Linked DNA regions of Homo sapiens: region 1 is linked to region 2. The links are chromatin contacts, found by Hi-C or POLR2A ChIA-PET in ENCODE. All regions are on one chromosome and are shown on one strand. The core of a region is the stretch at or near the end of the contact, and the rest is flanking DNA. Distances in the headings are between cores, read along the strand shown.

Region 1 (2,900 bases), core at 118-2,617, 130 kb before region 2:
TCTCACCTCAGTTAAAATGACTTTTATCCAAAAGGCAGGCAATAATGAATGCTGGTGAGGGTGGGGAGAAAAGGGAACTCTCGTACACTGTTGGTGGGAATGTAAATTAGTACAACCACTATAAAGAACAGTTTGAAGAGTCCTCAAAACACTAAAAATAGAACTACTATATGATCCAGCAATCCCACTGCTGAGTATATACCCAGAAGAAAGGAAATCAGTATATGGAAGAGACATCTGCATTCCCACATTTGTTGCAGCACTGTTCACAATACCCAGGATTTGGAAGCAACCTAAGTGCCCATCAACAGATGAATGAATAAAGAAAATGTGGTACATATATGCAATGGAGTACTATTCAGCCATGAAAAAGAATGAGATCCTGTCTTTGCAACCACATGTTTGAAACTGGAGGTCATTATGTTAAGTGAAACAGGCCAGGCACAAAAAGACAAAGCTCACATGTTCTCACTTATTTGTGGGAGCTAAAAATTAAAACAATTGAATTCATGGAAATGGGAAGGGCAGTGATGGAGATGGGAAGGGCAGTGGGGGTTGGAGGGGTGGGGATTGTTGTTGGGTACGAAAACAGAATTAGATCGAATGAATAAGATCTAGTATTTGATAGCATAACAGGGTGACTTTAGTCAACAATAATTTATTGTACATTTAAAAATAACTAAAAGAGTATACTTGGATTTTAACACAAAGAAAGGATAAATACTTGAGGTGATGGATACCCCATTTACCCTGATGTGATTATTATACATTGTATGCCTGTATCAAAATAGCTCATGTGCCTCATGAATATAGACACCTACCACATGCCCACAAAATTAAAAACTAAAAAAAACAGTCATCTCTGAATGCTAAACGGAGTAAGGGGCTTCCTGGAAGGCTGGGTGAAATGGGAGTCTCGGAAAGATGGTGTGTTGCAGGCTGGGAGGAGGGTGAGACGCTGGGGTCACCTAGAGGGACCTGCTTGTGTGAAGCCTACGTATTAGTGGGTATGTGTGTGACCGGATGGAGGCGTCAGAGGTGTTGGGTAGCCTGTGTGAGTTGGCGTGGGGGTGATGTAGGAGGGGAGAGAGGGAGGGCCTGCGTTCCCTTGGCTCCTGTGTGCAGCTAGGCCCCTATTTGACAATGTGTGTCTGTGTGTGTGTGTGTGTGTGTGTGTGTGTGTGTGTGTGTGTGTGCCGCCCCCAGCGTAGGAGGCAGATCTTTATCTGGCCCTGGGTGCTTGAGGAGTTTCAGGCTTTCTCATAAGCCTCGTCTCCCCGCCTCTCCACCCCAGGCCTTGCCCCTCTATCCTCTGCACAGGAAGTGGGCTGGCTCTGGGCTTTTAGTCTTTGCGGCCCCAGCAGCCAGAGCTCAGCAGGGCCCTGGAGAGATGGCCACGGTCCCAGCACCGGGGAGGACTGGAGAGCGCGCGCTGCCACCGCCCCATGTCTCAGCCAGGTGATGTCCCCCTGCCTCCCTCCCGGCCCCTGTGGACCAGCCAGAGGGCTGGGAGTGAAAGTCACAGAGAAGACTTTCAGCTCTGACTCAGTTCCCCCAGCAGTTTCTGCCTGAACTCCCATCCCCCAACTTTGTCTTAGAATTCCCCTAGGGAGGGGTTGGGCCCAGCTCTCATGGCTCCTGGCTGGAGGAAAAAGCGGTCCCCAGTCCCAGGTCAGCTCTCCTTCCCAACCCATTCAGGGGAGGCTAGGGACTGCTGTGGGATGAGGGGCTTCCCTGGGCTCTGTGTGCTGGGCCCCCAACCCGGAGAGGTGGAGAAGGGATGGGTGGATAGCCTGGGTGCCCGGAGAGGGTACGGGATATGGGGTGGGACAGGCGGGAGCCCCCTCCTGACCTCTGTGGAGTGGGGCCCATATACCGGGGGAGGCAGCCCTGTGTTGCGTGCTCATCAGGAGGCTTGTGGAGTAAGTGGGGACAGAAGGGTCCCCTTGGAGAGCCATCTATGAAGTGAAGTTGCTGCGAGGCCTCTGGGAGCCCCAGGCTGGAGGCAGAGCCCTGGGTTTGAGTCTGGGTTTGTCCCTCCCTTGGCTGCATGACTGGACAGGTCAGAAGCATCTCCGGACATTGGGGATGGGACCCTATCTTTGGGGCTGCCTGGAGCTCATGCTCTCTCCTCTCCTGGGGGCCGAAGCCTCCCACTCTTAACTGTGTTTGTAGCACCTCGGGGGAGGGAGGTGGAGTGAGGAGCTGAGCTATCCCCAAGGGTCCCCTTCCTTCCCCCACAGCCAGGGTCCCGCACCCAGCTGGAGAAGCCCCTGAAGTTAAATAGCAAGAGACAAGCACTGTGTATGGGAGCAGGGGGGTGGCAGGTGGAGGTGGCCAGAGAGGACGAGGGGACATAGGCCCCATTGAGTTCAGAGGTCAAGTTGGATGAACCATGGGCTCCCGAGCTCCTGCTTTACCACCCTGCCCCAGCCACCATATACCCCTGATGGCAGCAGGGGCCCCGAACTGCACCTGACCAGGTTCAAATCCCAGCTCTATGCCCTTCTCGCCTGGGTGAGAGGTTGACCCGTTTCTTAGTCTCCTCATTTGGCAAAAAGGAGGCATACTAGAGCCTCCTCATGGGGCTGTAGGGAGGGCTAAAAGCTGAACTACCCCCGAGCGCTCAGGGCAGGCAGTGTAGGCAGAGAGAGAGCAGGCACCAGTCCCTGTCCCCAGCAGCATCTCTCTGAAAATCAGATGGCTGGGGTCAGCCGCTCCGGGCTTCAGTTCTGGCATGGATCAAATGGGGCAGCAAGACCCACCTTGCAGGGCTGTGGTGGGGACGTAGGCATCCGTGGGTGTGACCAGTTTCAGAGTCATGAACGACAGGGCACGTGTGGGTGTGCCTGAGGACCCAGGAGGGGGTGCTCAAACTCGAGGTCCTGGGCTCCACTTGC
Region 2 (3,212 bases), core at 378-2,877:
GGACCTCCCCAGCCTGGTCCCTCCTGCCCACCCCCTCCCCCAACCACCAGACACTAGGCTTTGAGGATTGCTGTGAGCATTTTAGAACAAAACCTTTTTTTAAAAAGAGGGATGAGGCCAGGGATGGTGGCTCATGCCTGTAATCTCAGCACTTTGGGAGGCTGAGATGGGCAGATCACTTGAGCCCAGGAGTTCAAGACCAGCCTGGACAACATGGTGAAACCCCATCTCTACCAAAAATTTAAAAATTAGCCGGGAATGGTGGCACATGCCTGTGGTCCCACCTACTTGGGAGGCTAAGGTGGGAGGATCGCTTGAGCCTGGGAGGCGGAGGTTGCAGTGAGCTGAGATGGCGCCACTGCACTCCAGTCTGGGCCACAGAACCACAGCCTGTCTCAAAAAACAAAACAAAACAAAAGGTCAGGGTTGGGAAACAGGGAAAGCTTCCAGGCTGGCCTCTGCAAAAGCTAGGGAGGGGCAATGGTGTCCCCCAGTTTGCAAGAGCCCATGGCGAGCTTTTCAGGAATTTTGCCAACTGGTTGTTAAATACAGCTATTATTAAAAATTGAATTACATCAACTTATGATTAAACGGGCTAAGTTCAAAACAGGCAATTTTTTAAAAAGCATGAACCTTCAGGGAAGAGCCAGGTAAACAAAGGCAGCTGGTACCACGTGGGCTTCAGACCAGGGATCAGGCCCGGCCTCAACTCTGGGTGTGTCCTCCAGCAACTCGCTCTGCCGCTCTCTCCTGTCTTAGTAAGTTTCTGGCCTACTCCTCAGGGTTATTGTGGGAATTAAGTCACACCACGGGAGTACCCAGCAAAGTGCCACACCAAGCAGGGCTGGACAATGTTAGTTCCTTTCACTCACTAACAAGTTATTGGCTAGTGTCTCTTCCTGGGGCCTCTGGGTCAGCGGGGTCTCGTCTCCCTGTCCTCCTCTCTCTCCCCCGCCCTCTCTGGTGCCACCAGGTCACCCACTTCCACCCAAGGCTCCCCACCCGCCACTCGCCACGACCCCACCCGGCAGGCCGCCCCAAGCGGACAGTCACCCTTAGTGCCAACGTAGCGGCGCGCCTTCTCTCCTAGACTAAGCCCCCTCTTCCGCCCAGGTCCCGCGCGGGAGCCCCGCGCCGAGCACCCCCAAAGAGCCACTCCCTCCCCCTCCAGAAAGGCAAGCCGCCACGCCGCGGCAGTTACCCGGGTCTCGGACTCCCGGCTTCCTGGCTCCGCCATGGCCCCCGCGGCGCGGCGCCCCCTCCCCGCGCCCGCAGCTGTCCCCTCCTCCCGCCACCAACCTGCAGCGGACCAAAGGGAGGAGACTCCGGCACAGCCCACCGCCGCGGCCACTCGGAGCCGCTGCTGCCCGCGCCTTCCACTGGCCGGGCCGTGGGGGTACGCCCGCTCCGCCCAGCCCAGGCCCGCGCGGCCCCCGCGCCACCCGGCGTCCCCCTCAGACCCCCGCGGGTCCCGGAGGCCCCGCGCGCGAGGTTGGCAGGTGCCGGGCGCGAAGCGGCCGCGCGGGGGAGGCGCGGGATGGCGGCGGGCGGCGCAGGGTCCCCCTCTGGCGGTGGCGCGATGGTGCGCGCCGCCTGGGGAGCTGCGGCCGGGGGTTTGAACCGGCCAACTTCTCCAGCCGGCCGGGGCGAGCGCCAGCGCGGCGTCCGGGGCGAGTGAGTGCGGGGCGGGGGCAGCGGCCGGGCGCCTGGGCCGCCGGTCGGGCCACCTGCTGCCCGGGGAAGGATAGCGTTGCGAGAGTGGGACGGGGTGCCCCGGGAACCCCTGATCCACCTAGGGCAGAGGGCAGCGAGCTACGGGCCGGACTCGGGCACTCTGGAGGCGGGCGAGCTCGGGCTGCCTGGGGAGGCCGCAGGCGATGGCGTGTGCGCGGCTCGCGGAGCTTCCTAGCCGTGCGCCCACCCCCTCTGCCTTGGAAGGAAAGGGGATTCTAAGCCCAAGATGCCATCGCCCCCCATCCCGGGCATGCTTTCATTGCTCTTTCCTGGCGGGATCGAGTACTGTAACTTCTAGGAGCCAGATCCCCGCCCCAGGAAGCGCCCCTACTTGGAGTCCTCGGAAACTCTTGCCCCACCCGCTTCTGCGCTGGGCCCCCGGGCCGGCTGGGAGGGGCGGGGCCGGCTTTCCAGAGGGAATCTGCAAACTTATCCCGCTGCACGCCCCAGCCTCGCTGGCTTGCTGTAAACAAGGAACCCGGGGGAGTGCGGAGGGAGAAAGAGCTTCTCCCAGGCCTCACCCTACTGCACACACCGACTTCCTTCCTCACGCCTGTCTCTCTTTCCTGGTTCCCACCCGTGCCAGGTGACACGCAGAGCTGAAGCCATGGTTCATCAGGTGCTCTACCGGGCGCTGGTCTCCACCAAGTGGCTGGCGGAGTCCATCAGGACTGGCAAGCTGGGGCCCGGCCTGCGGGTGCTGGACGCGTCCTGGTACTCACCAGGCACCCGAGAGGCCCGCAAGGAGTACCTCGAGCGCCACGTACCCGGCGCCTCTTTCTTTGACATAGAAGAGTGCCGGGACACGGCGTCGCCCTACGAGATGATGCTGCCCAGCGAGGCTGGCTTCGCCGAGTATGTGGGCCGCCTGGGCATCAGCAACCACACGCACGTGGTGGTGTATGATGGTGAACACCTGGGCAGCTTCTATGCTCCCCGGGTCTGGTGGATGTTCCGTGTGTTTGGCCACCGCACCGTATCAGTGCTCAATGGTGGCTTCCGGAACTGGCTGAAGGAGGGCCACCCGGTGACATCCGAGCCCTCACGCCCAGAACCGGCCGTCTTCAAAGCCACACTGGACCGCTCCCTGCTCAAGACCTACGAGCAGGTGCTGGAGAACCTTGAATCTAAGAGGTTCCAGCTGGTGGATTCAAGGTCTCAAGGGCGGTTCCTGGGCACCGAGCCGGAGCCGGATGCAGTAGGTAGGTGTCCCAGTGCTGGGTGGTCCCTGGGGAGTATTGCCCCATGGAAGGATAGGGAGTAAGGATGACTGGGACCCTCTCCAGGGTCCGTCCCATGCCTTCAATCCTCCCATGTAGGCCTCAGTCTTTCCATCGATAAAACCAGAAAGTGGAGACAAACCTAAAGGCTTTTTCAGCTTGGATGCACAAGGACCCAAGAATGTGTCCTCATAGCCATGTGCTAAGAAGCCACCTAGCATCTGTGTGAGCAGAAGTCACTGGTGACATGTCCACCAC

Evidence for each region. Hi-C counts contacts between places; a loop is a spot of excess contacts on that map. ChIA-PET counts read pairs that join two places held with the same protein, here RNA polymerase II (POLR2A). Pooled maps may share reads with other maps.
Region 1: a loop to region 2 is called in a pooled map, with 3 times the contacts of the local background. The contact joins the promoter of IL2RB here to the promoter of TST in region 2. A Hi-C loop is called at or near these places in 2 of 50 pooled maps. POLR2A ChIA-PET finds 5 or more read pairs at or near these places in 4 of 52 experiments (H1, HepG2, activated CD4-positive, alpha-beta T cell and 1 more).

Annotation. Positions count from the first base shown.
Region 1 is chr22:37,148,383-37,151,282 of GRCh38, reverse strand. IL2RB (interleukin 2 receptor subunit beta) reads left to right here and starts at 1,367. Exons shown (of 10, transcript NM_000878.5): 1 at 1,367-1,458. RefSeq lists enhancers at 997-1,108, 1,191-1,222, 1,305-1,327 and a promoter at 502-1,457.
Region 2 is chr22:37,017,862-37,021,073 of GRCh38, reverse strand. TST (thiosulfate sulfurtransferase) reads left to right here and starts at 1,627. Exons shown (of 3, transcript NM_003312.6): 1 at 1,627-1,674; 2 at 2,321-2,936. The coding sequence starts at 2,342. MPST (mercaptopyruvate sulfurtransferase) reads right to left here and starts at 1,332. Exons shown (of 3, transcript NM_021126.8): 1 at 1,202-1,332. The coding sequence starts at 1,237. RefSeq lists silencers at 1,016-1,335, 1,346-1,465, 1,496-1,885, 2,046-2,105 and enhancers at 1,579-2,080, 2,109-3,084.